3 separate regions of the Homo sapiens genome follow, and all the other regions are linked to region 3. A link is a loop called in an ENCODE intact Hi-C map of the cell type or tissue named here. Cell type or tissue: heart left ventricle. All regions are shown on one strand. Each heading gives the region's core, and the rest is flanking DNA. Links, peaks and the distances in the headings are about the cores only.

What was found. A loop is a pair of places that touch in the nucleus more often than their neighbours do. Peaks named below come from ENCODE experiments on the same cell type or tissue, not always from the same donor. Only the 100,000 strongest peaks of a DNase experiment are listed, where the experiment ranks them.
Region 1: a loop joins it to region 3, with 1.9 times the contacts of the local background. A loop is called at or near these places in 13 of 110 quality-filtered maps.
Region 2: a loop joins it to region 3, with 2.1 times the contacts of the local background. A loop is called at or near these places in 4 of 110 quality-filtered maps.

The regions. Positions count from the first base shown.
Region 1 is chr2:54,458,649-54,469,744 of GRCh38, reverse strand. The region is part of intron 1 of SPTBN1 (spectrin beta, non-erythrocytic 1); the gene reads right to left. Among named protein-coding and RNA genes, the nearest start is that of SPTBN1, 7.9 kb to the right of the region's middle. In heart left ventricle, for the core only: no CTCF peak of the experiment used is centred there; no DNase peak of the experiment used is centred there; H3K4me3 peaks cover 678 bases; H3K27ac peaks cover 3,070 bases.
Region 2 is chr2:54,335,402-54,346,497 of GRCh38, reverse strand. It overlaps CIMIP6 (ciliary microtubule inner protein 6), which reads right to left. Exons shown (of 5, transcript NM_001100396.2): 3 at 2,625-2,778. Among named protein-coding and RNA genes, the nearest start is that of CIMIP6, 10 kb to the right of the region's middle. In heart left ventricle, for the core only: a CTCF peak has its summit at 4,635; no DNase peak of the experiment used is centred there; H3K27ac peaks cover 294 bases.
Region 3 is chr2:54,626,228-54,634,278 of GRCh38, reverse strand. SPTBN1 (spectrin beta, non-erythrocytic 1) reads right to left here. Exons shown (of 36, transcript NM_003128.3): 12 at 8,045-8,051; 13 at 6,029-6,182; 14 at 4,476-5,346; 15 at 4,250-4,387; 16 at 2,668-3,424; 17 at 1,511-1,713. Among named protein-coding and RNA genes, the nearest start is that of SPTBN1-AS2, 50 kb to the left of the region's middle. RefSeq lists a silencer at 4,026-4,085 and enhancers at 4,276-4,325, 4,555-5,153. In heart left ventricle, for the core only: no CTCF peak of the experiment used is centred there; DNase peaks (open chromatin) are centred at 2,999 and 4,194; H3K4me3 peaks cover 756 bases; H3K27ac peaks cover 4,588 bases.

The sequences.
Region 1 (11,096 bases), core at 2,525-7,524, 170 kb after region 3:
GGTATTCTCATCTGCTCAGAGGACTGGCTAAGGCCACATTCCAGCCCCCTACCCTCCTCTAACCTAGGCCGCTGGGACCACTCTGGGCACTGCCTGGTCTTGTTGCCATCCCAAGTGTCAAGACCTAACATTTGCAGCTGCCTCAAGATCAAGTTGAGACTCCTACACCAGGCTTCAGGCAGCTCAGGCACAGTAACCATCAAGCATTTCCCTTGATGGGCTTTGGCCACCTGCAAACAAAATGATTCCCATCAGGTTAGGAGTTTCAGAAGAATCCCTTAGTTGGAGAAAGTCCACCCAGCCCAGCTCAGATTTTTCCCTCTTAACTGTGAAAAGGGCCAACACTGACCTTTAGTGTTTAAACCCCAGAAGAAGGCCATTTGTCACTTTTCCTTGGGGCCCATTACCCAAATGAGACTAACAGCAACCCCCAAGTTTCTAAAGGAAATTGCTGGAAAGAGCTTTTTTTATCTTCCAATGAAATATTTCTCCCCTCTTCCCACTCCCTCTTTTCCTTCAGCAGATACGGAAGCCGTTTTGGCACCTTCCTCAGAAAGAAGCCGAATACTAGAGTTAAAGGCAACAAAGGCCAGCAAGTCACCTCCATCCATCTGATGTCCTAAAGGCTTAAAGAACTGGCTTGCATAATCAAATAGAAATAACGCTTTTTCTTCTTGAAACAGATCCTAAATCCCAAGATAGAATTGTAAAGAATCCAGCTAATACAAAGACCCCAAGAAAGCTGAGCTCTAGTATATGCTTTCATCAGTTACAACCAAACCCAGCCCAGTAAAATTTATTACACTTAAAACCAAGATTATAATAACCACATCCATTCCACTGCGACACATTATGGGATAGGTATTTCAAAGACTCTGAAATCAGAACACAAAAGTAAAATCAGATGTTGTCCGAAGCATATGGAGATGTCTCTCAGGGGAATTAATGCAACTGTGATGGGAATTCCCTTCAGAACAAAACAGAAAGCACATTATCTAATGAGAATTTAATTTCTGGTATTTTTCCATTGTAAAAAGACATTATTCATAAAAGAGAAACAGCTATAATAAACAAATTTTTGAATTCTTTCTTCCTTTCCATTTTTCTTTAACATCCCACCCCTAAAACAGCTCAGGGCAACAGATAGTGTTCATGCTACAGCTTTAACTATAGACCAGTCATTAGATTTTATGTTTTGCCATGCAACATGCATAAGCTGCAAGAGTGCTGAACATCATCATGTCATTATAGAGACTGTCAAAACTCTACATCTTCAGTTTAAGATTGGAGGATTGGCCCTTAATATGTATGTGTGAGATGAAGAAACATGCACAGAAAAAAAAGGCTTAAAAGAGAAACACTAAAATAAATAAATAAATATATATACACACATATTTTTTTATTTTTTTATTTTTTATTTTTTTATTTTATTTTTTTTGAGACTGAGTCTCACTCTGTCACCCAGGCTGGAGCGCAATGGTGCGGTCTCAGCTCACTGCAACCTCCACCTCCTGGGTTCAAGTGATTCTCCTGCCTCAGCCTCCCAAGTAGCTGGGACTAGAGAAGCCCACCACCACACCCAGCCAATTTTTGCATTTTTAGTAGAGACAAAGTTTCACTATGTTGGCCAGGCTCGTCTCAAACTCCTGACCTCATGATCTGCCCGCCTCGGCCTCCCAAAGTGCTGGCATTAGAGGCGTGAGCCACCGCACCTGGCCGAGAAACACTAAAATATTAACTGTATGTTTCCGGGGTCACATAGTATCTAGTGATTTTAATTTTCTTCTTTGTATTCATCTTTAGTTTCCATATGATCTAAAACATCTATTATTTCAGTAATAAAAAGATATCTTAAAAATACTTTTGTATTTTGTTATGATGATTTTATACTAACTTATGCCTTTATGATGGTATATAGTCTTCATAAGCCATTCAAAAAACCACATATACTATGTGTATTAGCAGAAATTTAAAAAAAAAAATCAGGGATTCTAAGGTGGTAAAAATACAAAGACTATTTTAATTTTTAAAACTATTGTAATCACTATAAAAACACTCCTGGCCAGGCGCGGTGGCTCACGCCTGTAATCCCAGAATTTTGGGAGGCCAAGGAGGGTGGATCACTTGAGGTCAGGAGTTCGAGACCAGTCTGGCCAACATGGTGAAACCCGTCTCTACTAAAAATACAAAAATTAGCTGGGCATGGTGGCAGGCGCCAGCTACTCGGGAGGCTGAGGCAGGAGAATCGCTTGAACCTGGGAGGCGGAGGTTGCAGTGAGCCGAGATCGCGCCATCGCACTCCAGCCTGGGGGATAAGAGCAAGACTTTGTCTCCAACAACAGCAACAACAAAGTACTCCTATGTTTACAGGTTTCAAAATGCCGTGGAAAATGTTTAAACATCACAGATCAAAATAAATAACATTGTTTTAAGGAAGAATCTAAGTTTTCCTTCCCATTCAAGTAAATAAGATAAAGAGAAAAAAGCCCCCCCACCCCCAAAAAAATCCCCTATCCCTATCCCAGCCCAAGACTTTACAGCTGGTGAAGAACATTCCAGAAAAATGTACAGCCCTTCAACATTTATATTTGGCCTTGAGGCAAACACACTAGAACAAAATGTATCCCTGAAACAGCCACCCAAGAGTACTGTAGGGAAACGAAACTTCACCGAGAGCCAAAGGCAGTGGCCATTAGTGGCTGATTCCTCCTGGACAATGTTTCTGTCAGGCGCTCTCTCGGCCAGTTCTTAGAGCTTTTCCCACACTCTGCATAAGTAATGAACTGCCAAGGCTGTAACAAAAATGAACATTTAAACAAGGAATGAAAAGATCTTTCAAAAATTTCAGTGTTCTTTATATCTTCATTATTAATACTGCTTTTCCGTAAGTTTGGTAGAAAAAAATTGAACAGCAGAAAGTATATTTAGCTGGTAAATTATTTGATTAGTTTGTATCCAGCTAAAATGAGGTTTGGTCAGAAGTGTTAGGATATTTTTGATAAAGAACAAGAATTTGTTATTTCCTAAAACTTAAAAAATATGGAGAAAAAAATATACAGAGATGAAATCTTCTGCAATTCCATTACCCAAGATAACCAATGTTAATAGGCTCATGAACTTTCTAAGAATAAACATACTTTTTTTTTTTTTTTTTTTTTTTTTTTTTTTTTTTTTTTTTTTTTTGAGACGGAGTCTCGCTCTGTCGCCCAGGCTGGAGTGCAGTGGCGCGATCTCGGCTCACTGCAAGCTTCGCCTCCCGGGTTCACGCCATTCTCCTGCCTCAGCCTCCCGAGTAGCTGGGACTACAGGCGCCCGCTACCACGCCCGGCTAATTTTTTGTATTTTTAGTAGAGACGGGGTTTCACCGTGTTAGCCAGGATGGTCTCGAAGAATAAACATACTTAATTACACAAATTACACTTTGAAAATACATACCTCAAAGGAATAAATTCTGTTGTACTTATATATCATCCTAAATTTCATACTAATTGATCTATTGGGTAAAAATCTATAGTTATGTTCTAATACATATTTTACTGCCTAACTAGTGGCTTCAAATTTGTATATTAAAAATCAGAACTAACAGGGCATTCTCGATTCTAGAGCAGAGATATTAAAATGGTTCTAAAAATCACTCAGATGTTTACTGTCACAGTTGAGAGTTTCTTAAGAATGGACGTATGACTCCTATAAACAAGGGTCAGTTTTAAAGCAATCTTGATAACATCTTATTTTTATATGTCAAAGCACAATTAATCCTGAAAGCTTCTTCAAACAACCACTCAGTTAAAGCTGATGGCAGAAAAAATACAAAATTAATGGAAATTCATTAATTTTTATAAGCTACATTTCACAAAGTACCAACACACTTAGAGACTTGGACCATAAAATAGAAAGTACTATTCCCTCCCAAACATTTCCTCCACTGGCTAAGGACAACTTGACTCATTCATGGGACTCCTTTTCAAAATACTGTCTCTATAAAATTCCCCATTTAAAATGTTTTAAAATATGTGCCTCCCTTCGTGGTAGAGATTACTCAATCAAACACACACCTCTCTCTCCCATGTGTGAGATATATATATATATATATATATATATATATGAGATAAACATGATATGTATGCATCATATATGTATATATACAAAAATATAACATTGCACAGGAATTTCTTTTCATACAAAAAACGAAGAATATTAAAATTAGTTCCTCTCAATCTTAGCCTACAATATTCCCAGATGCTGAGATACCATTCACTGAAAGTAAATCTAAATCTGAAGTGATTTTTATTTTAAAATGTTCACTTGGAATTTTACCTTCATTTCTGACCAATTCCACTGAAACCTGATGGTCTAATGGTTACAAACTAGCTCCAGTAGCAGTGTTTAGGTTTCCACGAGTGAGAACATGCACGTCATGGAATTCCACTGCTCTGCACTCAAGTGTGGAGACTGGAAATACCAAAGAACCCTGGTCCTCTGCTCTTTTCAAGCTGCCTAGGTTAGTGTAGAGAATTAATACATTTGAATACACTAATTTATCTCACACCTATACCCTTAAGATGCTAACTTACACACTGTATCATTGCTCTTAGAAAACTGCAAAGAAGGACAGATATAACAATCGCTGGATTTAAAACTATTTCTTAATAATGATCTACAATTGGACAGATTTACTTTTTTCTTTCCTTTTTAAAAATTAGAATTTTTAAAGTGTTGATTGCTTTTTTGATTATTAAAAAATGGTGCCCAAGGCTGGGCACGGTGGCTCACATTTGTAATCCCAACACTTTGGGAGGCCAAGGCAGGCAGATCACTTGAGTTCAGGAGTTGAAGACCAGCCTGGGCAACACGGTGAAACCTCGTCTCTATAAAAAAATTTAAGGTTTAAAAATTAGCCCTGTGTGGTGGTACACGCCTGCAACTACTTGGGAGGCTGAGGCAGGAGGACTGCTTGAACCCAGGAGGTCAAGGCTGCAGTGAGCCATGTTCGTGCCAATGCACTCCAGCCTGGGCAACAGAATAAGACTCTGTCTCAAACAAAACAAAAGAAAACAAAATAAAACAAAAAAAAGTTCCTCAAACAAACCAAAACAAATGGTCCTCATGGTCATCTATTATATTATTTACTGCATTCTTCTCTACCGTGAAATATTTCAAAACTCAAAAAGAGAAACATTAAGTCATGGGAATTTCCTTTCATACAAGAGAGGAAATCACCCATCAACCTACCATCCAAAGCAAACCATTAACATTTTAATGTATTTCCTTCCAGTCTTTTACTTAATACAGTAAAACCAGGATTATAGTACACTATACAATTTTGCATCCAGATATTTCCACTAACCCCTGTATTACCGGCATCTTCCCATCTCAGTAATATTCTTCCAAACCATTATTTTAAGCACTACATTGAATTCCACCCTACAGTTGCGCCATAATTTATTTGATTATGTTCCATTAAAAAACATTTCCCCTTTTCTCTATTAATGTTGCCAAGAAAATCCTTGTTTAAAAACTTGTCCTTATTTTTAATTGTTTTTGTAGGTTACCAAGCTACATGTGAGATTTCAGTTCAAGAGGTATAAGCATTTAAGGCTTCTGTTACATATATATAACCCAACTGTTTTCCCCTAAGTTTGTATTAATCAAAATATGCTCTCAACAGGTGATGCAGAGCTCCCATCTCACAGCAGCCCAGAGCATAATATCTATCCATTAAGTGGAAAAATTAATTAATTTAGTCTGTATTTCATACACTGGTGAGTTTGAACTTACAGTTATCGACCTCCTTGATTTCTTCTTTTATAAACTATCTGCTCATATCATTTCCTTAGCTACTAAGGCTTTAGCATTTTATTGTTTGTTTAAAAAATACATATATATAAATCAGATTTTCCTTTCCTATTATTTTGACATGATGTATAGGAACAGGTTTAATACAGATGGAACTTAGCATTATTTATCTAAATGATTGTTATTTGCTAGAATATACCTTTTCTAAACAAATCAAACTGTTTATTTGAAAGAAAGCATAATATTAAGTCAAACTAAGCAAAAATTCCACATTTTATAATCATTAAAATTTATTGTGATAAGCGCTGAATTACCTCATTTGGCTTTAATAATCCTATGTGGTAGATACTCTCATTACGACTATTTTACAGATGAAGATGTTGAGGGACACAAAGAAGTCTAGGCAGTTTGCCCAAGGTCACTTAGCGTGTGAGCGAGGTGGGTGGGTTGTGTAAAGAGCCTGAAGCCTGGGGCCCAGGGCCCCTCCATCCAAAGCCTCCCATCAGCCTCTCTAGCCATGACCTCTCTCCAGCTCCACTGAGGATTGTGCTGGAACCTCAAACTCAAACATGTTTAAAGCAAAACTGATACTCTTCCCAATCAAATATCCAATCATGCACTTGACTTGTCTATTTGTCATCATCACCAAACATGCTCATTGTCATTATTCAAATTTGAAATCTTTATCACCTTAGCTTAGCTCGTCACCCACTAGGTCCACCTCCCATCCATCCTGCCATCCATTTACCCTACAAATAGCTTCGCATAGGATTGGGCCTTCACAACCATTTTCCCATCTCTCCTCTCCTTGTTCCCTTGGCCACCACTGTAACTTGCTCCCTTTACTTCTGGACCCCCAGTCACCTCTCTCCTGTCTCCTTGCTTCTAGTTTCTTCCAGTCTCACTGTATTCTGAACACTGCCAAGGTGATGAGTTTCTCAAGTATCTTATAATCACAGAATTTAGAAGTGTACAGGAGCTTAAAAACTGAATGCCAGATTTAATCGAGTGGTAGTTACTGCCTAGAACACCATGTCGAGAATATGACTGAGACTATCTCAGCTCAGTGGAAAAAGAGTACCATTACTGATTTTCGATGTCTGCCAGGAACAGAAGCGAGTGATGGCATGTGCCATGTTTTAACCCCCACTATGATTTCATCTAAGTCTTCCATTTTATAAAATTAGATCTGAGACCGGAGGGTTAAAGGTTTGCCAAAGTCACACATCCAGCCTGTTAAAGGTATTTTACCTTCTGTGTATAGTACATAAAATATATTCCATATACTAGAGTATACAGTCCTTTCATTCAGGAACTAATTCTTATTCAACTTTAAGCCAGTCCACAAAACCATAACAACTTCAAGTCCTGGCAAGATAATGTATCCAATAATTATTCATTAAATAAAAAACAATATTACAAAGTAATCTCAGAGTAGCAGTAAAGGAAGATCATTAATACTATAAATGCTTAATGGTCAAAAGAACTGTGTACAAATAAATGTAATTACATTACTTTCAAGAACCAGAACCTAAACTGATAAGGGTTTCTAGTAAGTGGTCTCTTCAGACTGTATTAATCAATATATAAATGCCATTGGTAATGCAGCCTTTTAAAATACAAAAGTTAGAATAAGCCATTTAATAGCTCTCCTGACATAAAAAGGTTTAGGTAGTTTTTGCAAAGCATACCAAAAGGGATCAGTGGGTCATAGTGCTTAGGCAGTCCCAACAGAAAGGAAACAACTGTTATCAACTAAATACGTACTATGTGCCTGGAACTGTACACTGCTGTATCATAACTAAGAGAAACTAATATTATTTTGATTTTTCCAATGAGGAAACTGTGGTCTTGAGTAACTAACTAGCTCAAGGCCAGTACCTAGTGGTAGCCATAAGGCTAGTATACAACACCATTAGGATTTGGGCCCACAACCTGTTTGACTCCAAAACGAATGCTCTTTCCAAACAAAGAAAAACTTTTCTGAAATAAGAAAATTACCCTCACAAACTTTAAAGGACAAAATACTGATTATGACTCTGCTAAATTACAAATAACCGATCATCAAAAGAAATCACAAATTCGAGTTAAGAAAAAAAACACAAGCTGAGAAGTAATTGTCGCAAGACATGTAATCCACAAAGGATTAGTAGTAATCTACATACAGAACTACAAATTAATAAGATAAATGGGTAAAAGACTGAACAGGTACTTCACAAAACGAAGAACCCAAATGGTTAATAATGTAAACAGACATTCAAACTCAATAATCAGAGAAATTGTAAATAAAAATCACAGTGAGATAATGTTTCACTGGACAAGATTTTCAAGCCTGGTATGTGAAGCACTGGCAAGGCTTTGGAACTGTAACACTTATGGCTAGTGGGAACACGATCAACATAATCGCTTTGTAAAAAACAGTTCTACATTCTCTACTAAGGCTGATGATGCATATGCCCTGTGAGCCAGAAAATTTCATTCCCTAGAGACAGCAAATGGGTGTGTGTGCCTCCACATATGTACCAAGAGCCGTGTACAAAAACCACTCACAGCAACCCTTTCACAATAGCAAAAAAACCTGGAATCAATCCAAATCTCCATCTAGAGTACAATGAATAAATAAATCACGTTAGAATACTATACAGCAGGTGAAACTGAATGAAATACAGCCATGAAATGGATAAACCTTGGGAATAGAATCTTAATCTAAATATGTGAGTCAGAAGAATACATAAAGTATAATTTTGTTGATATAAAGTTCAAAATCATACACAATCAAGATTTTTTAAAAAGGATAAACCATAGAGAAGGGAATGATATGCACAAAATCAAGGATATGGGTTGTTTCAGATGGGATGATGGAGGTGGGCTCTGAATGTATAAGGCTCTTCCTGAACTAGCCGGTGGCTGCCTGAGTGTCCCTTGGTTTATGATTTTTATTTTTTTGAGACAGAGTCTCGCTCTTGTCACCCAGGTTGGAATGCAGTGGCGCGATCTCGGCTCACTGCAACCTCTGCCTCCCCAGTTCAACTGATTCTGTTGCCTCAGCCTCCCGAGTAGCTGGGAATTACAGATGCCTGCCACCATGCCCAGATAATTTTTGTATTTTTAGTAGAGATGGGGTTTCACCATGTTGGCCAGGCTGGTCTTGAACTCCTGACCTCAAGTGATCCGCCCCCACTCGGCATCCCAAAGTGCTGGGATTACAGGCGTGAGCCACTGCACCCAGCTGGTTTACGATTCTTTAACATATATTTTAGGAACATTATTTTGTACCTACCAATTAGTTGATTCAAAAAAGAACTCTAAGAAAAGACTGGACGAGAGGGCAGGACATTGACTATATCAGATGACAGACATCAAGATGCCAGAGCAGAGGGAGCAGAGAGGACCCTTTGCTCAGGGGTTAGCTTCCGAGGCTCCAGCTCTGATGTCTCAAAACCAATGCCTTTTTCTTCCAGAGGGGAAAAAGACTGTTTTTCAACTTTAGAGGTGTTTTACAAAACAACCTAAAACACTGATTAATCTAAATAAACCATGGTATATAGGACTCTTCCACCAAGAATTAAAGAACAGCTTTATAAAATAATTTTGTATTAAACAAATAATTTACAGTGAGAGCCTCACTTTTGTCACCACCATCAAGGAAAAAAATGTGCTGATACTTCAGCAAAAGAAAGGAAAATTCAAGAAGGAAACTTTTGATATTGAGGTCCCTTTGCTGAAGGAACAGAATAGAGTTTCTTCATTTAATGTGCATACAACTCACTTAAAGGTCTTGTTAAAATGTTGATTCCGATTGGCTGAGTTCAGAGTGGGGCCTAAGAATCTGCATTTGCAACAAGCTTCCAGGCGATTCTAATGTTGAAGGTCCGTGAACCTCACTATGATAGCAAAGGACATTATGAAAATGCCTTCTCCAGAGATGTTTAAAAATAGAAACACAGGTATATCTAATTGGTGTAATTTCCTTTAACCACTGAGTAGAAAAAAATAGATGATGTTATTCCCACACAATAAAAATTTAAATATAATTACAAGTGCTACCGGAAAAATCAGAGTACTAAACTAGGTCTTTTGCAAAGAAAAGATGCCCTGAGAAAAAGCAAAGACTGAAAATTTACAAGAAAAACCCATGAGATGCTTTACTCACTTCCACAGACCTACAAAGTTCACTCTTCTAACAGGGGTAGTTAGCCCCTTCCTTCTGGAAGAATGGTTTGCATTTCCAATAATGTAGTGAAAGAAACTACGGCTGCCATTAAATAAAGCCCAATTATAATGAAGATACTAGTTACGATGCAACATAATTAAAGGAGCATCATGTCATTGCACGTAAAAAAAATTAGGCTTTAAAATGTTCTATAAGAATATGCTATTAAAAAGAAAAGCTTAAAATTATTTCGACAAAATCCACACTGAATGATTTCCACTAATCATGTCTATGTTAGCAGTAGTAAAATCCTTCCACGTCAAAATAGTACTTCCACATGTAAAGTCATACATTCAAACATCAAGACAAAGCAACCACTCTACAAACCCTTCCAGGAAACTCTGCCAATGCCAAGCCTCTGCTCAGGATGTGTCACAAGTAGAGGGAGGTCTTCTCATTTGCTCTGCAACATCACAGATAGTTGTTACTAGTCTTGCCCAAGAGAAGTTCTTCACAGAAAACCTCAACTGTGGGAGACGACCTAGTGACAGCAGTTCCTTCACTGCCCAATACTTCTCCTCTCAGATGAAGGTTTTGGTCACTCCAGTAATGACAGAGTTACAAAGAGCTTAACCCAACAGAATTCTGCACCTGCTGTGTAAGTCAGAACAGCTAAACCTCCTGTGACATCAACACAGGATATTTCTTACAACAAAGTAAATCCAAAACGTTTGGATGATCCATGGGAACAACATTCATAAAAATCTGTACGCAACACGATTTTACACAACCAGCACAAAAAGTCTCATATTTTAATGGCTATTAGAGAAACTCAAAATAACGCACATACACCACACAATGTACATGCAGTTCTATTCTGCAGAGCCACATGAAATCAAAAGCAACTAACTTGGATTCATTAGAAATATTTAAAAATACAAGCAGGCACGCCCTTGGCTTGTAAACACTGACCTTCCCTTCCAACTAGCATATTGAAATTTCCTTTTTCACCTAAACATTTTAGGAAAGCCTGGGTTGACATTTGAAATATATCCCATTTGCCATCCCACACTGAATAATGAATTATAGAGATGGCATTTAGAAGGGAAATTCCCTGTGTCCTGGCCGAGACTAAACATGAGAACAC
Region 2 (11,096 bases), core at 2,688-7,687, 290 kb after region 3:
AGGTTTGAAAAGGTGACTAGCTATCCAAGAGGAGATGTTAAGTAGGTGTTTGGATATGTGAACTTGAAGCTCAGTAAATAAGCCAGGGTTAGAGAAATTTGGTTTTTAGACTGGTTCCTTTGACCTTTCACCTTAAACATCTATTCCTTGTTTCACCCCCACTGGATAGTATCAACTGATTACCTATATTGCAAATAATGATGTTAGCACCCTTCTTCTCTTCTACTTCTCATCTTCTATCAGTTGTGCACTTACTTTTCTTATTAAAGCTGCTAAGATACATTCTGTTGTGTAACCATATTTAAACTCGTGTCTATAGATTGAGCCTAAAAGTTGAAAACTACTAAACAGCATGCATAGTATTACATAATTACATACATTTTGTTCATTTAAGGGTCAAATGTTGTGCCAGGACTTCATTTCCTTCTCAGTGGGTGTAATGCCCAGTGCCACTTGAAAAAAAATGGTTTAGTATCCGTGCCAAATAAATTCCCTTTTCTAGGTCAAAAAGTATTTCCCCTGAGAACTTTGAAGATATTAACTCCATTGTACTCTTGCATCAGTGCTGCCTGATTCCATGTTGATACTTATTTCTTAGATGGTGACTTATTTTTCTATCCCTTTATGGAAACTTTTAGAATCTTCTGTTGATGATGACTGTTTTGCAATTTTGTAATGATATGTAGGGTGTGCATATTTTTCCCCTTCACACTTAGAAGCACCCAGTAGACCCTTTTAATGCATTTTATGTAGGGAAACTTTGTTATTATTTTAGAGGTTGTGTAGAGTACTATACAGTACTGGTTATGAGTATATGCACTGGAGTCAGGCTAGCTGGGTGCAAATGCCAATTATTCACTCTAGCCTTGGGCACGTTATTTCAACTCCATGCTTGCTTTCAAAGGAGTTCAGAACATGCTACTCTAAAATGCCACTCTGGCATATTGACTATATTGAGTTAAAGGCACTTGAAAAACAGCAGATGCAAGAAAAACAGTTTGACCTTCCTTCTCTTTCTCAAAAGCAGGAGATGAAATTCCTACGTAAAAGATATCCTCCCTATACCAGAAGGAAAGCATCATTCTTACCAAGCACAGGAATTTGAGGTGAGGGGAAATCTAGACAAGTAAACCTTGTTAAACTCACCCTTATCTTCCTAGTCATTTCTCTACCCAATTACCCTAGCCCAAACTCCTTTGCCTTGTCCCATTTTTACAATGTACTACTCTTTGTCCAATTTAGTATATGTGTTCTTTCTGTGTCTTAGGGTCTTCATTTCCTTATGAAGGCTCCCCTGCTATGTAAAACTTGTATTAAATAAATTTGTATGCTTTTCTCCTGTTGATCTTTGTGTCAATTTAATTCTCAAGCCCAGCCAAAAACACTAAAATGTTAAAAAATAATTTTGCCTCCCTACATTTTCTTATCTGAAAAATAAGAATATTAATAGTATTACTACACTATTATATTGCATAGAGTTCATGTGGGAATTAAATGAGTTAATATTTAGAAAGTTCCATAAAGTGCCTGGCAAATAGTATGTGCTCAATAAATGTTATGTTTTGCTAATTATCTACCTTCATTTTTACTCTTCTCTTTTCTGGAGCTCCAGAAAAGTTGGATTTCCCAAACAGATCTTCTGTTTTGCTTTCCTTCTCATTTTCCAAGCTTTTGTTTTGTTGTTTTATGCTGTGTGATACTTCCGTGACTTTATTCTCCAAATCTTTTTTTTAACTGGCATAATTCTAATCTTTGGTTGTCCATTTATAAGAAGGGGACGGGGGATCAGCTTGATTTACCGAAATAACTGGTGTGGTAGTTGACATCTGGCTAAGACACTGGGCTCTAGTAGTCTTAATGTTGGGATAGGGTGGAGTGCTCATGACTGGAGCCTTTATTTAAGGGACAGGCTTTGAAGTAACTCTCTGACTCTCTCCTACCCGCTTTTCATTTTTGCCTTCCACTATGCCTGCTGGCTCGGCGTGTAGCTCAGTCAGGGCTTTGGCCAGGCAGATTGTCTCTTCTTTGCTGCATCTCCTTCTAGAAATTGCTTCTTTATTCTCTTTTATCTATCAATAGGCTTCTAGTCTTTGCTACGTTCCAGAAAGTTCTTCCTTCTATTCTCTTCACTCTTAAGAGTTTATTGCTTTGCTACTATTTATAGTAATAGGGTCTTGGAAGGCAGGGAATTTAGATATGTGTGCTCAGTCTGCTATCCTGAACCAGAAGTGGAAACTTTATTATCTTTCTAAAGGACAAGTCATTGTTACAGATTATCTAATAGCCCTCTTCATCAGCTACCTTCCTTGAAGTGACAATAGTTACAACTCTTAAAATGTGGTGGCAACAACAATGAGCAGGATGCTACTAAGTTTCTGACTTTGAGGCTGGTGTTATTAATGATCAATACAATTTTCATTATGTCATATTAACTGCATTTGGAGACAAACTGTCCACTAGGAAGAAATAACAAACTTCCCAAGGGCTGTATTTGCTGTGTGTGTATTTTCAACTTCATAGAGAAGTAATTATTTTCAGGAGCTGTCCGGACATCTAATACATCTTAGTTTTGGTAGCAATAATTTGAGATAACATAAAAGGTTTTTACCACTGCAAAACCTTACCTATTCCACAAGAAGGCTTTTGCATCTTGCTGTGTTTGACTGGCAAAACCAGTGGACACGATGGTTTTTGGAAGTCACTCCTCTGGGTGCTCTTAGAGTCGTAAGGTGGTAGGAAGACAGGTTCCAGTGCTTTACCATGTGACCACCAGTCACCCTTTATAGAAAATAATTGGAAACACAATATTGGATACTGTAGGGCATTTTCATGTATTGCTTGATGTCTATGGATATTCAGTAATTCAATTTAACAAGTTAGTGGATATCCCAGTACTAATGTGGAGTTCTGAAATCTGGAAATATCTTTTCACAAAAAATGTATTTCTTTGAAGGCACTGGAAAATGAGTTGTCAAATTTTTAGCTAAAATACAGCTGCTGAATTCTTAAGCTACCTTCCTTCTATCAACAAATGAAGTGGTAAAAATCAGCAAAATAGCTGTATTTGTTTTATACTATGATTTTATTATATATGTACACGTGTATGTATAAAATATTTAATTTAAAAAATTATGTTGTAATCTTTTCATTATGACAATACAAATAATGTATTATCATCTAAAAATAGTGGTTTTCAGAAGTTTTAGTCCCTAGCCTGAACCATGAAATACATTTTATGTCATACAAGAGCACACAATGCTATACATACATAAAACTGAAACAAAAGTTTCACAAAATACTTACTATATGCAGTGTGCTTAACTATTTTTCTATTCTATTTTATTGCTTTCCTATTTCATTTCACGTTGCTGACTGCAACTCATTGATTTGTCATTCACTAATGACTCAGTTTGATAAACTTTGTTCTAAGGGGAAATCTCTCTAATGTTACTGAATTTTGGTACTAAAACCTAAGTACACAAGAAAGGGAAAACTGAGATTCTTCATTAGCATGTATGACAATTTGATTTCTTGGAAGTTGAGAGAGTAGAGAGGGGAACTGTTACTCAACTTAATTCTGACCAAATATTTTAAAACTGGTTGATTAGGTGGTAGTAAGAAAATGCTTGAGAAACCCTATGACACCTAGGAGTTCCTGGAATACAGTTAGGATATGAAAGTAACTTCCGGTATAATCAAACACCTACCGTGGGCTATAAGGAAGCAAGTCTGCCTTTTGAAAATCAACTATGGTTCCATAGCCAAAGACTTCTAAACTATGATTCAAGGGGGATAAATATGCAATTCTAATAGGTAAAATACTGACAATACAATTAAGGCTACATTGATGCAAAAAGGGAGATGTTTCTTTAAAAAAAAAAAAAACCTATGTGGCTGCATAGGGAGTCAGCTCTCAAATGAGCTTAGTTTCTAAAAAGACAGGCATGTATAAAAGACATATACAACATTAGATTTAAAAAATAATTAATGGAGTCAGCTTGTCAGAAGATTGTCAAGAAACTTAGAAGACATTTATAAATTTATAAAATTTTACAAATTGATAATTTATACAATTGTCAAAGGCAGCAAAAATAATGTTTTCTAGAAAAAATTGTTCATAGCTGAGTGAAATCCTACAGCCCCAAAAAAGGTTATCTTTTGTGTTCCGGCTAACAGTTTGGAGAGAAGAATCTGGTTCAGGAAAGTCAGAACTATTCATTCAACTTGAGGTTGTTAAGGAAAATTACAGTTAACTTGAAAAAGATGGGATGAACACATACCAAAGAACTAAGCCCTGAAGAGCTGATGAGAGAGTTGGACTTCACTTTGTCACTTTATAAGAGTGCCAGTTTTTAGGCCAATGACAAATTGTAAGCAGGAGTAATGGAATAATTGGTAATTGTAACTGGGGTAATTTCTGCAGAGATTACAGAAATTTAGGAACTAGGGGATTTTGGAGAATAGATTGGCTAATGCTTCACTTTTCAGAATGGGCTAAAAGGTGAATTTAAAAAATTAAGACTACTTGATGTAGATCCTAGGAAAATTCTAGAACAGATTACTAAACAGATGGTGTCTTCTCACTATCTGGCTGAAAATAGTCACATCTTACTGTTGTCAGAGCGCCTGCTTCTGGCAGCTCTTCTCCACTCCACTTCACAATTATAATAGTGCTTATTACACCCCAAGGTCTAGGATTTATAGGTCTTGTCTTACTTATATAAGCTCATCACAATTCTATGAGGCAGGCACATCCACTTTACAGATGAGAAAACTGCCAGGAGATGAAGTAACTTCCCCAAGATATATCACCAGCAGACTGCTGCACTGCCACAATTCAAACCCCAACCTCTTTGTGCACACCTCTAATTTCTGTGCTGCACTGCTGTATCAAACCTGCTGTGGAATGCAAAACCAGCTAAGTACAAACCAAATGAAATTATTTAAGAAGTGAAAATAGAGGCTGTAAGTGCACGTCTTAGTCTGTTTTGTGCTGCTACAACAGAATACCTTAGACTGGGTAATTTATAAGGATCAGAAATTTACTGGCTCACAATTCTGTAGGCTGGGAAGTCCAAGATCAAGGCACTGGCAGGTTTGGTAATTATGATTCTAAGATGGCACCTTGAACACTGCATCCTCACATGGTGGAAGGCAGAAGAGCAAAAAGAGGGCAACAGGGGACAAAACTTGCCCTTTTATAATGGCATTCATTTCATTCATGAGGGTGGAGCTTTCATGACCTAGTCACCCCTTAAGGGTCCCACCTTTTAATACAGTTACAATGGAAATTACATTTCAACATGAGTTTGGAGGGGACAAACATTCAAACCATAGCAGTAAATATTCTGAGAAAGTTCTTCTGTGATAAGATTGTAAAGCATACACAAACACTTCATATCATCTACTTTTGTTGATCAAAAACTTATTTTGCTAATACTCAAGTTACTGGAAAAATGGCTCTGGGATAAGCGAACCACTAGGAAATGGCTGATGGACTTTAATTATTATTATTTGTTATTATTATTTTTTTGAGCCAGGGTCTCACTCCATCACCCAAGCTGGAGCATAGTGGTACGATTACAACTCACTGCAGCCTCAAACTCCTGGACTCAGGTGATCCTCCCACCTTAGCCTCCTGAGTAGCAGGGACTATAGGCATGAGCCACCACGCCTGGCTATATTTTTTTCTTAAAAGCATAATGCAAAGCTAGCCTTAGAGCAGAGAGATAATTTCATCTTTTGAGCAAATTTCTTTTAAACTGAGAATTTTGCCAAAATAGTCTTTGTTTCACAAACATAAAGGAAATAGAGAACAGTTTTTCCTAAAATGTGACTGGTGACTTTAAGGCTCTGCAGTTTGTGAAAGTGTTCTGATGAGTGTTATAAATTGGATGCATCTTCACTTTAGCTGAGTGAAATCTTACAGTCCAAAAAAAAAGGTTGTCTTTCTTGTTTCTGGATAGTCTTCCTTATGCCTAAAAAGTTTGGTTTGTTCCTGGAAGAGTGAAAGTGCTTATGTGCCCATGCAACATGTGCGTGCCCTTTTGGTCCAAGCATTTATTCATAAAAGATTATGAGATTAAGGAAAGACATGGATGGAGCCTCGTCTTTACCTTTGTATCATACTGAAGGGAAAGACTAACAAAAAATTTACTGTTCTGTGTACCATCACTTACATTGGATTGTGGGGGGTTAACACAGTTATTTATGACAAAATAAGCTGGGAAGTTACCTAGCGTGATGGCTTTGTCTAGGCTCTGGGGAACAGATCATATCTTGCAGATTGTAGAGGGGGTTTTGCCTAACTCAAACTTTGGACCCAGAGAGGAGTTATCCCTACCAGTCTAAGGACTGTCTTCTTTCCTGCCCCAGGATGATAGTCACTGGGTTCCATGGTCAGGAGTTGCCTGGAGATTCCGGATGACGGGGCTCCTTCTAACCTGCAGCTCTGGGAAGGCCAAGGGCTGTTGCACTGTGGGTCCCTTAGTCACATTTGGAAGCCAGTGTAAGGCAGTCTCTATGTTATACTCCTAGTATCCCTAAGCTCTCAGAGATGTTTTAGTAAAGATTACCTATTTTCCATTCTTTGAGAAATTAAGGGAGAATCCTCAGAGGAGAAGTAGTAAAAAGCAAGTGAAGTATCCTAGAGGAACTAGTTAAGTGAATGCAAGAGGTCGTAAGCCAAGCTCCACAGCCACAATCGCGTAGCCAAGATGGCTGGTGGTGGTCATCTGTGGAACATAAAATCATACTTTGTGGATTCCCAAGGAAATGTGGGCTTTTGACAAAACCTAAACATAAACAATCGCATTTTGTTGGTAGAGCTCAGTGGCTTTAAAAAATTGAAGTACTATCACAAACACTAGGGCAGCTAAGGTCACATTGGTTACACTGTACCTAAATTCATCTCTATTTTGCTATAGATGCTATGAGTGCTTTAAAAAAATGTTTTTAAGCAGTTCATAATGCACCCCCCCATAAAAAATTCCAAAATTGTGTTCTGTGGAACACTAGTTCTCCAGCATATTAATAGGTGTTATACAAAGGAGTCCACAGTTAAATGACTTTGGGAAATAGTGAGAAAAGCAAAGTTAAATAAGTTTATCACAAGATTTCTCAGAACCTTTATATACCAATGTGAATTGTGAAGCTCTGAGAAAGGTTTATAAAAATACAGCTTTTCCAAAACATATTTGACTTTGCAAATTTATTTTGTTAAGCATGTAGGCAAGGGTCAGTGCTCTGAAAATTAAACTTTTGAAAATACCAACCTAGTATAATCTCCTTTAAAGTACCAATATTTAAAAATATTTTTATTTTATTTTATTTTATTTTTTCTTGAGATGGAGTCTTGTTCTGTTGCCAGGCTGGAGTCCAGTGGCACGATCTTGGCTCACTGCAACCTCTGCCTGCCAGGTTCAAGCAATTCTCCTGCCTCAGCCTCCCAAATAGCTAGGACTACAGGCACGCACCGCCATGCCCATCTAATTTTTTGTATTTTTAGTAGAGATGGGGGGGGGTCTCACCATGTTGGCCAGGCTGGTCTCGAACTCCTGACCTCATGATCTGCCCACCTCAGCCTCCCAAAGTGCTGGGATAGCAGGCATGAGCCACCGCACCCAGCCAAAAATATAAGACAATCAAACCAGTTTTCTTTGGAAGTGACTGAGCTAAAACAACTTACTTTTTTTAGCATCCCCAATTTTATGTTCCTAGGTAGAAATGTACGAAATCTTAAAAATCTTCTAAACAAATAAAACCAACCAATCTCGTCTTGCATCCTAAAGATATTATCTTAGCAAAAACACTTAAAACAACAGGTGTCATTTAAAATATTTAGGCAAGTTTATTTTCTTTACTCTTATTATAAAGACAGCATTACCGTCAACCAGTTTTTTTCTTAACCAGGCTAACCTTTAAAAAGAAACCTGTCATCTTAAAGGAACAGTTTACAAATATGTGAAATATACATTCTTTATTATTTCTTGGATAGTTAGAAATGAGTACATTTAAGTTCATTGTTTTTGGTTTTTATTTTATTATTTTAAAATTTGTTTTTAGAGATGGGGTCTTGCTCTGTTGCACAGGCTGGAGCACAGTGGCACAATCATTGCTCACTGCAGCTTTGAACTCCTGAGCTCAAGCCATCCTCCTGCCTCAGCCTCCTAAGTAGCTGGGACTACGGAGGCTTGCCACCACACCTGGCTATTTATTTATTTATTTTTGTAGCGCTCGGTCTCACTATGTTGCCCAGGAAGGTTTCAAACTCCTGGGCTCAAGTTACCCTCCTGCCTTGGCCTTCCAAAGTGTTGGGATTACAGGTGTGAGCCACTGTGCCCAGCCAATTTTATTTCCTTTTGAGCAGGGTCTCACTCTGTCACTCAGGCTGGAGTGCAATGGCATGAACATAGCTCACTGCAGCCTTGACCTCCCAGGTGCAAGCAATCTTCCTGCCTCAGCCTCTCAAGTAGCTGGGACCACAGGCGTACACCATTACACCCAGCTATTTTTTTATTTTTATTTTTTTGTATAAATGGGGTCTCACCATGTTGCCCAGGCTATGTTTTTAAAATATACACACTCCCTTCCTGCCACACCCAAATCAGACATGCTTGTAACTCAGTGATGTATCTTCAGTCTTTCTCTGTAACTCTCCTCATTCATATTCACTGACAGATTCCCTTATCTGAGCTCTTATTTCATCTCAAACTCACTTTCACCATCTCTTAAAGGTCCAGTGCTAATAATGATTCTACTACTATTCTGTCACCTAGTCTTGATGATAGCAGCTCTTAACACCTTTGTTCATTTTTTTTCCAACATACCTATAGAGTAGGAGTAAGAGAAAATTAGTTGGGATTAAGTTTTTAAACTTTTATGTTTCATATTTCTATTCTCAAACCAGCTTCTTTTTCTTAGTATTGCCAATGTAAGGATGAGTTCAGTGAACAGTTTTAAATTCAACCCTGAACTAGAGCTCAGAGTCATTCATGAGCCTTTGTAAGAAATGTAAGAACTTCACTAATCTGGATTTTGGTACCAAATTAATTTCCCCAGTGTAGGTCTGGTCTAACAATAACAATTGATTTCTTTCTGAAATAATTGGTACGAGAGCATAAGCAAGTGTACAAAATGAAGTACCCTCAATATGGCCCTTAAAGGGGTTTAGCTCATGAAATTAAAGAACATTTAACCACAGGAATTCCTGCCCCAAGAAGATCTGACATTCACAGCCATGGTGTGCTGTCCATGACAAGAACAGATGTCATCAGTACGAAGAGAGCTCACAAAAAGCAATCTCCATCTAAATGTTAAATCACTATACCTAACACACAGAGAGATGAGGAAAGAAGTGGAGTAGGAGGAGGCTGACACTGGCACAGTGGTCTGAGACCATTTAGATGGTACACATTTCCTTTTCCAAATATGCTGGAAAAAACCTACATGAGAAATTATTACCTTTGCTGTGACATATTTTGAATCCCATCTGTTGAACACTTGCCTGGCTCAGCACTGTACTAGGTCTTCTCTCATAGAATCCTGCTCTCAGCTGCAAATAAGTCCCCATCACTGTGCAGAGAGCAGTAGACTAGGATTCTGCTGCTACTAAGAGCTAATGTTTAGTGAGTGCTTCCTTTGTGCATTATGAATGCTCTTCTGCCAGGTTCCTACATGCTCACTCCCTCACTCTCCCTCTGGTCTTCACTCAAATGTCACTCAGTGAAGCCTTCTCTGACCACCAATTTAAAATTGCAGCTCTGCCTGCAGCATTCCTTACCCTGCCTTGCATGCTGCCCTTACTACCATGTAACATTCCAATACAGCTTACTTGTTTGATCTATTCCCTTACTAAAATGTAAGCTATGTAAGGACAGGATTTTTTTCCCCCATTTACTTTATTCACTGCTGTATCTCTAGTGTCTAGAACAGTAACTGACAAAAATATTTTAATTCTCATAAAAACCCTATGAGAGGGACAATTACTATCCTTACATAAATAAGGAAATTGAAGCTTAGCGTGACTTGCCCAAAGTCACATGGCAAGTGTGTAGCAGCAACACAGTGGAATGAACTAGTGACATACTGCAGCAACATGGACAAATCCCAGATGCTTTATTCTGAAAGACTGGTTCAATAAGCTACATACTGGGTAATTCCATTAACATGACTTTCTGGAAAGGGCAAAACTATGGAAAACAGATCAGTAGCTGTTGGAGTAGAGGAAGGGAATGACCACAAAAGGGCATAGGGGAACTTTTGAGGGTGATAGAAATGATTCATAGCTTGATTGTGATGGAGTAACATGACTACACCTTTGCCAAAATTCAGAGAATTATACACTATATAAGGGTAACTAATTTACTGTGTAAGGGTAGGTAGAATAATGCTCCCTCTCTCTGTCCCTAAAGATGTTCGTGATTTAAGCCCCAAATCTGTGAATGTTACCTTGCATAGCAAAGGGACTTTGCAGATGTGATTAAGGATTGTGAGATGGGGAGATTATCCTGAATTATCTGGGTGGGTGCATTCTAATCACAAGGGTCCTTATAAGAGAGAGTCAGGAGAGTGGGTCAGAGAAAGATTTGAAGATGCTGTGTTGCTGGCTTCAAAGAAAAAGGCGCCATAAACCAAGGAACATGGGCAGTCTCTAGAAGCTGGGAAAGGCAAGGAAACCCATCCACCCTTAGAGCCCACAGAAAGAACTAGGCCTGGCAACAGTCAGTGAGACGGATTTTGGACTTCTAAGCTAGATAATAAATATGTGCTGCTTTAAACCAGCTTTCAAGTTTGTGAAAATTTGTAACATCAGCAATAGGAAACTAATACAATAAATTGTACCGCAACAAACCTGACTTTGTAAAAAAGATAATGGAATATTTTTAGCATGGGATAGTCAGTGAAGTGTGGTTTGGCTAAACCAACAGCCCTGGGACAGAAATATGACTGTGACATTTGCTTATTACTTAATCTCAGATATGTTAATTAACCTCAAAGGAATATGTGTTATTTGTAAACTATTTCCAATAAGACTTCATAGAAATTGTTGTAGAGATTAAAGAATATAATTTATATAAAACACTTAGCTCATTCCT
Region 3 (8,051 bases), core at 22-5,021:
ATCTGCTTCCAACAGCTTTGTGCAGTTGCAGCACTGGGGACATAAAAAGAAACCGAGGAAGCAGCAAGGCAGCTGCATGCCTGCCTGAATGCACACATCCCTAACAGCCAAGCCCGCCTGCAGGAAACCAGCTGTGTGCATCTAACATGGAAGTACATAGGATATCTTATTTACAAAATACTCAGAGTTAATATTACAAAAAAAGGAAATTCTTTTTCCCTAGGTTATGAATGCTTTGCCCAATTGCTGTTTCTCATGCTCATTTAAGGAGGGTTTGGTGGATTTATTTTTCTTTTTTGCAGCTGTTTTAAAAGCAACAGATACAAAATTATAATTAACATAAGTTATTCTCTATTCCACAATACCACCCTAGAACATATAGTTCAGCCTGGGAATCAGCTCAGAAAAAAAGATTGGAAGTGGTAAAGACAGGAGCTCAATCTTTATTGGAAACAGAGTAATCCCCTCTCCACCCATCTTATTTTAAGTCAACCTGACCAGGGGTCCCAGGAAACCCTCTCAGATGTGGTAAGCAAAGGAATATTTTTCCTTTCCAACACACTTGAAGGCCAGAAGAGAGGCAGAAAGGAAGGGCTTGTTTTTTGATTACATCAGTCTCACAGCAAGCCCTTAAATTCAACCCAAACTGGAACAGGGGCTAGTGATTGATCCAGTGGCTGGCCCAGACTGGCCTGTGCTAGTGCATCCAACCCCTGATCTGCCCCAACCTCCAACTTAAGTAACCGGGGCAAGGCAAGAGTAAGGAGTGAGTCAAAGAGTTAGGGTCAAACAGAGTCCACTGGCCTCCAGCCGGGGAGGAAATCTTTCAGACAGACAGACAGACACACACACGCACACACACACACACACGTAAATAAAAAAATAATTTTAAACAAGAAATGAAGAAAGTGTATCCAATCCTGGAGATGCCCTGGCAGAAGAGGAAAATAACCTTTGCTCTTATTTACCTCTCCATCATGAAAAAGATCCTATTACAGCACTATCCAAGCCAATTTTCTAAAAAAGTCCAGGTAATGTTCCTTTGTAGCTTTGCCAGGTACTCAGAACAAGCAAGCTTCACCCTCCCTTCCCACTCTCCTGACAGGCTTCTTTCTCATGGATGAAGGGGAACACGGGCTTGGCTGGGAATACCTGGCGCCAGGGGTCCTATCAGGTGACACAAGCGTGTGTTAATCCTCAAAGGGCATGGCTTACACCTGATCGCGATGCAGCACTACGGCTCTTACAGGTCCTCGGTTAAGAATTAGCTTGGCTTCTCAGGCTTTCTTTCCTTTTGTGGACACTTGTACATGTCTCACCAGACCCACATTCTCAGGCAGTCATGCACAGCTCACTAATTTTCTGTATGGGTAGATGAACTTCTGCTGGGCACCCATATTCTGCCCACTGGGAAATTTATACCTAAACTCCCAAGGGCTTCTGGCCAATGATTCAGAAGTTTGAGAGCCCCAAGGTGCAAGGCTCCCTTAAGAACCTCAGAAAACTGTACCTGTCATCAATAGAGTCCACCTTCTCCTGGATGCGATCTGAGTTGATGTTCCCATCGCTCACCAGCCTCCGGCCAGTCTCCACCACAGCATTGATCTTCTCCTCATTGGCGTCCATGGTGGTCATGAAGTCCTCTTGCTTTTTAATTGCTGCTTCAGCTCCTTCCAAGGTGGTAGGCATTTCAGTGTGAGCCAGAACATACTCCTTATTTAAAAAGAGGAACAAATCATAGCAGATCAATGAAGGATCTCATTTTCCTGTGTTCTACATTTCCGTGCAACATAGTTCACAACACTTTCTTCATTACACTTACATGAAATAATTAAATCACATCAAATTAAAAGTTAGGAGGAAAAAAACCCAGTGGGACACTGTAACTGACCGAATTTCCCTCAGGGGTTAATGCTCTAAATTTTTTTTTCCAAAGAGAGTGAGGAAAGGAACCAAAGCTTTGTGTATCAGCCTCAAGGGTCCTCTCACGTGCCTATCAAGGCAACAGCAATGTACCCTTCATACTCTCTCTTTGAGACAGTAACAGCCCTGAAGTTGGTGACTATCCTCAGCTGTTTTTATTTCTCTAATCTCTACTTTGTGTCCTCAGGTGAAGTCCCTGACCCTTCTAGAGCAAGAAGACAGACTGGTCTCAAGAAAAAAAAAAATCCTCACCGTACTTTTTTTTTTTTTTTTTTTTTAAGAGACAGGGTCTCACCCTGCCACCAGGCTGGAGTGCAGTGGCACGATCACGGCTAACTTCACCCTTGACCTGCTGGGCTCAAGTGATTCTCCTGTCCCAGCCTCCCCAAGAGCTGGGATTACAGGAGTGAGTCATCATGCCTGGCCCTCACTGTATCTTTTAAATTGGATCAATACCTCAATTATGAAGACATACTATGAACACATAAGAGATCCTCAATGGCAGTTGAAATCAAACAGTACTTTGTAAGGCAAAGCAGCTCTTATGGCAACTTTCAATTCCTGTCCCCTACAACGTGATGGATTTCAATGCCTTAAGAGTATGGGGAAAAAAAAATCAGTCTCTAAATTATCCATATAATTCCATACAGGTGTGGTTTAAACCAGCTGCCCCAGCCAAAACATTTCAAAAGGCAGCCAGGGCTGCTTTCACCGAAAGGAAGCAAAGGCAGGAACAAACCTTACCTGGTTGTTAAGAAAGGCTTCGGCTTGCTTCGTGTCTCTGAGGAACTGCTGGTAGGCATGTGACTGGGATAGGAGATTTTGTCTGTTCTCCCACATCTTGTGGAGCTCGTTCCATCCAGTGTCCAGGGCCTGCAGCCGCTGCCGCAGAAACATGTACTGGGCATCGGTCTGCCCCTGGGTGACCATCTCGCCCATGTCCCTCATCTTCTGGTAGTCCTCCTCGTAGTTGTCGATCTCGTTCTTGATGTTCTCGTGCTGCGTGAGCAGCTTCTCAGCCTCGGTCAGGGTGTTTGGCATGTCCTCCGAGGCGATCGCTGTCTGGGTCCTAGAGAGCCAGGACTGGAAGTCGTCCAAGTCCCGTAGGAACTGCTGCAGCTTGCTGGCCTCTCCCAGGGAGGCCTCTCGGTTTTTCAGGGTGGTCTTCATCTCCTCCCACACGTCGCTGATCTCGGCCAGCCGAGACAGGATGGCCTGGGCCTGGTCGGGGTGCTCGGACTCCAGCTTCTCCGCCTCCTTCTGCAGGTCACTCAGCTTTGCCTCAATGGCCACCAAGTCCCGCTCCATGCCGGTCAGCTTGCGCTGCAGGGCCATGACGCCAGCCAGGTCATTGCCCAGGTCCTGGGTGGACTCGATGACCTTGGTCTTTTCCCGAATCCAGGATTTGGTTTCATTGCACTCGAGGTGGTAGTTCTGGATGCTCAGGGCAGACAGGAGGGCATCCTTCTTCCTGTCAACCAGTTCTCTGAACTGGCTCCACCTGTGAGTGCAGGGGCAGACAGCGAGTGTGAAAAAGGGAAGACTGACCATGGCTGGATTGCAAAAGGAACAGTGATGGGTTAATGCTGCTTATCTGTTTTCTCCATCTGTGCTTTGACTACATGCTTTTTTGGAAAATCATCTCACTCAAACTGTGAACACCAAATATAATGGAAATAGCTCAGGGATGCAATGTAATCTGGAAAAAGCCTGTCACGAAGAGGAATGTGTTACAGAGCTCCAATGTGAGCAATTACAAGATATCCATTCCCAGAGTCAATTAATTCATGTCTGTGACACATTTTACACATCTCTGAACTCTACCTAATGAACGTTTTCCAAATCTAAGACTGATGGTAACCTTCAAAACTGGGGCCAGGTGCCATAACCTACTCAAACATGTTTACTCAACAGAAAGATAAGACTGGAACAAAGGTCTGCCCTGACAATCAGGACTTTCATTGGCAAATTAAGTGTTAAACATGCTAGAGTCCTGTTCCTGAAGTTACTATAAAATGGATAGCACAGGTGTCATCTTAATACCTTCTACACTGGACACAGGTCAAACCAAGGCCCTAACTTTGGTGTGGCGAGGGGCAGATGCTGGGCTGACTCAGATAATCCTCCTGCAACCAATGATGTTGCCCTGAGAGACACTTCTTACAAAACAAGGACATGTCAAAAGGCAGGTGCCAATGCCATGACATCAGTGTTGCAATGTCGATGACCCCATGTGGGAAATTCCCAACAGCAAAGCTCGATGAGTGACCTCACCCTCCCCAGTCCCACACGTGGGAGGCTGGCACACTGCTGGCCACGTGCTCACCTTGTGTTGAGTTTGTCCTGCTGGGCTTTGATTTCCTTCTCACTTGGGTGGCCGCTGTGCATCAGCTGGCGTGCAATCTGGTTCACCACTGCAACCCGGGAAGCCTGGTTGTTCATTTCTGGTTCTAGGCTCTCAAATCTGAAATGGCAATTTGACAGGGTGGTCACCTCCTGGGCCACTGGTGGTCACAAGGAACAGGCCAGTGGCTGACCAGCGCCCCGCTCACCTGTGCTGGATGACCTCCAGATCCTCCAGCTTCTCTGGGATCTGCATGTTGTTGAGCCACTGCTCCTTCTCGTCGATCCAGAGCTCACAGGCATCAGCCTCGCTGAACATCTTGTACAGGGCCAGAGTGTCCTGGAGTGCCTGCTTCCGCAGCCGCGTCAGCTCTGCCACCTCCTTATACCGCTCCTCGATGCCCGACAGCCTGCCCCTCACGTCTGGAGACTCGGCATGCTCCTGGGGGAGGGCGCTGGCTTGTTCGTGCAGCGTGTCAAGGGTGGGCCTGTAATTGGCGATCTCTTCCGCCACGTCCTTGTGTTTCTTGACCAGAGACTGTGTGGAATACTCATCGTGGCCCACGTCGCTGCTGGAGACAATCTTGAGGATGTCCAGCATCCAGGCATCAATGTCATCAGCATCTGCCTGGAACTGGTGCAGCAGGGAGGCCTCCTCCAGGCGCTTCTTCCGAATGGCCGAGAGCTGCTCTAGGTTGGCCCACTGCTCCCGGATGTAAATGATCCTCTCACGGATCTTCTCCGACCCGAAGTGCTCCTCCGCGATCATGTCTTCGCCTTCCTTGATGGCCTGCTCAAAGTGGCCACTGCGGCCGCTCATCTCGTCCTCGAACGCCCGGTGCTTGCTGAGCAGGCGCATGACGCTGGTCAGGTCTTTCCCGTAATCGTCCGAGGACAGGATCTTCTCCTTCTCCCGTATCCAGCCTTCCTCTTCTGCCATCTCCCAGAAGAACTTCCAGAGGCGGCGGGACTCTTCCAGACGGGCCCTGCGCTCAGCCGCCAGCTGGCAAAGCTCTTGATAACAGAACTCCATGTGGGCCACGCGGTCTCGGATCACCTGGGGGTCACAGGGCTTGTAACCTGTTTAACATCAAGGAAGGAACGTGGCTGTGTGAGGGAGCTCAGCATGGGTGCAGGCTCACTGGCAGGCAGTAAGCTACACCCCATATTCTTATGATTACCAGCTCACTGCTAAATGTAAATGCAGGGCCATGCGATAAGGCAATGGAGCACCTTCTAACAACTTGACTAGAACAGGAGTGAGGGCAATGATAAACATTATTTTTTTTTGGCCAAACCGCAGACAAAGTGATCATCCTCCTGCAAGAAAGCACTTGAATCATATGAAAAAGGCAGCTGCATATAATTGTTTCTAGAAATACACGAAGCATAACCAAATCATTCTAAACATCCTCCAAAGAGAGGTATATGCAACCAGCTGTGAAAGCCAGGAGCTGCTGGAACAGCCACACCAGGGTGTCGGTGCATGGCCAGAGAGACTGAGGTATGACAAAGTCTCACTGCCAAACACCAAGCCACTCAAAGCAAAGGCAGCATTTGCGTATTTAAGGAAAGGATGTATCAATTCCAGAAAAACAAGATGGAGTTAGTGTTCAGAAGGCCACTCCACCGTATTTCATGCTCCCATGACAAACCCACCAGGAATGTATAGTGGCACAGTAACTTCAAAAGCCCCACTGTGTTTCTATAAATATGAATCTCTGGTGACCCGGAGGTAATGCTTGGAATGGGCCATCCTTACCTTCCCCGTCTGTTGCGAACTTCTGGGCGGAGGCATTGACACCTCTCACCCGCTCTGCCTGGATGCCAATGTCTGCTTCAACCAGGGTGTGCTTCTGTAACAGGTCTTCCACACCAAGTAAGTGTTTGCCATAGTCTTGAGACAATACTAGCACCTGTGCACAAGAAGCAACCAAAAGGACATCTGTGACTATAGCCTTGACTTCAGCATCACATCATCTTTCGACAAGCAGAGAGCCAGCAATGAAGCTATGCCTTCCCTCTAGTCTGCCATGGACCCCACACCTTCAGGGGAAGATGATGGCCAACAAACCAGAACAAAACAAATCATACCTGAAGGCCTGAGTCAGGAGAGCTATCACAAACTAAGGATCACCAAACTTGGAATAAGTAAGTCAAATCTACACTAAAAAGTGCAGAATAGAAGAAAAAGATGGTGAGGGCCAGCGGGGCCAGGGTGGGGGGGAGGGGGCAGTGGGGAGCGTGGGCGGGGGTGCTGTATGAAAGATTCCAAAATATAAACTGGAGCTTCAAGAAGAAACCGCTGCAACAACTACTCAAAAATAAATAAATAAAGGTGATAGACTTGGTCACTTCAAAGTTGAAAGAAATCTTTTAGAAGTTGCTGAGCCTGTAAGTGAATGTTTTTCCTCTGTTAGGAGCTTATTGGTATGCCTCTACTGTACTTACACAATCAATGGGAAAACAATCTACTTGAAAAGCTTACAAGCCACATCTTTAAACCAATAAGGAGAGCAGGGTCAGGTGGCTGTCTTGCTTAGTAGACCCCAAGCAACTTCTAGAGTTTAAGTTTGAACCCACTGATATTTTCTTGTTTCTTCCATCAACCAGCGAAATTTGGGGGCCTCATTCTACATCCTCGCCAGATGAGATTTCTACTTCACTCTTACTTCTGAGGAAGTCTCTGGACCAACTGAGTTACAATGTGCATCATGATTTATAAAATGAAAAGTCCCTCTCTGCTACATTTTACGAACATTTCTATTTTGAGAGGTCAAGAGAGACCAGACCTAAGAACACTGTAAATCTGGAACAATAGGAGGGAAAACTGATGGTATCAGATGACTTTGCCCCTCTGTCAGGAACAGTCCAAGAGGTAGGCAACAGATGACAGCTTATATCCTGGGAAGGGAATCTCTTGCATAAGGTCAAGCTTGGGAACACAGCGTGCTGAGACAAAGGAAGCTTCATGGGACTGTCTGAAAACTGTCCTATTTTCTTCTGTCTACAAGGCTAAAGGCCTCCCAGCTGGAGAACTGCTTGGCATGGCTGAGCATTCCATGGCCTGCATTGGAGGACATGAACAGGTACAGGGCCATGGCATGATAGCAGGTCTCTTCCTGGGAAGGGGGAAAGGTTGGAACTCTATGCTAAGAGCAGTCAATAAATGGCATGACCAGCCACTGCCATCCAGCCCATCCCATGATCTGTGCACATACTACCGCATTCCATCCTTGCAATAATTGGATGAGGTAGATAGTAAGTACAATCTCCATTTAAAGACCAAGAAAGAGGGCTCAAAGAGGATTAGGCAACTCAGGCACTCACAATCAGAACTCTGGCTGCCTGGTTCCTGACCTCTCCTCTGTCCATGGCACCTACCACTCCTCCCTTCTCCCCATACCACCTCTCCGGGACCCCTGCCCAAAGTAGTACCACTCACTCACAGATCAATGAAACGGTAAGTTAGTTTAACCCTGAAAACTTAAAAATAAAGAAAACCACAATGTGATTGATTCCCTACACTGGAATATATCTAAGTCACAGAAACAGAGCTCTGGCTACTGAACTGGTCTCTACAACTTTTTCACACTTCACGTCTCATTTAATTCCTGAGCTAGCAATCTTCCCATGGGTGATGTGGCTCCTCTCTAGCTGTACATGTGGGCAGTTAGACAAGGCACACAGCTGTACGTAGGGGTTTAGTGAATGAGTCACAGAAAAGAGAGCCCTGGTTGGATCAGCTCTGTCGTCCTTCCTTTCGGTCAGGTTTTACCTTCATT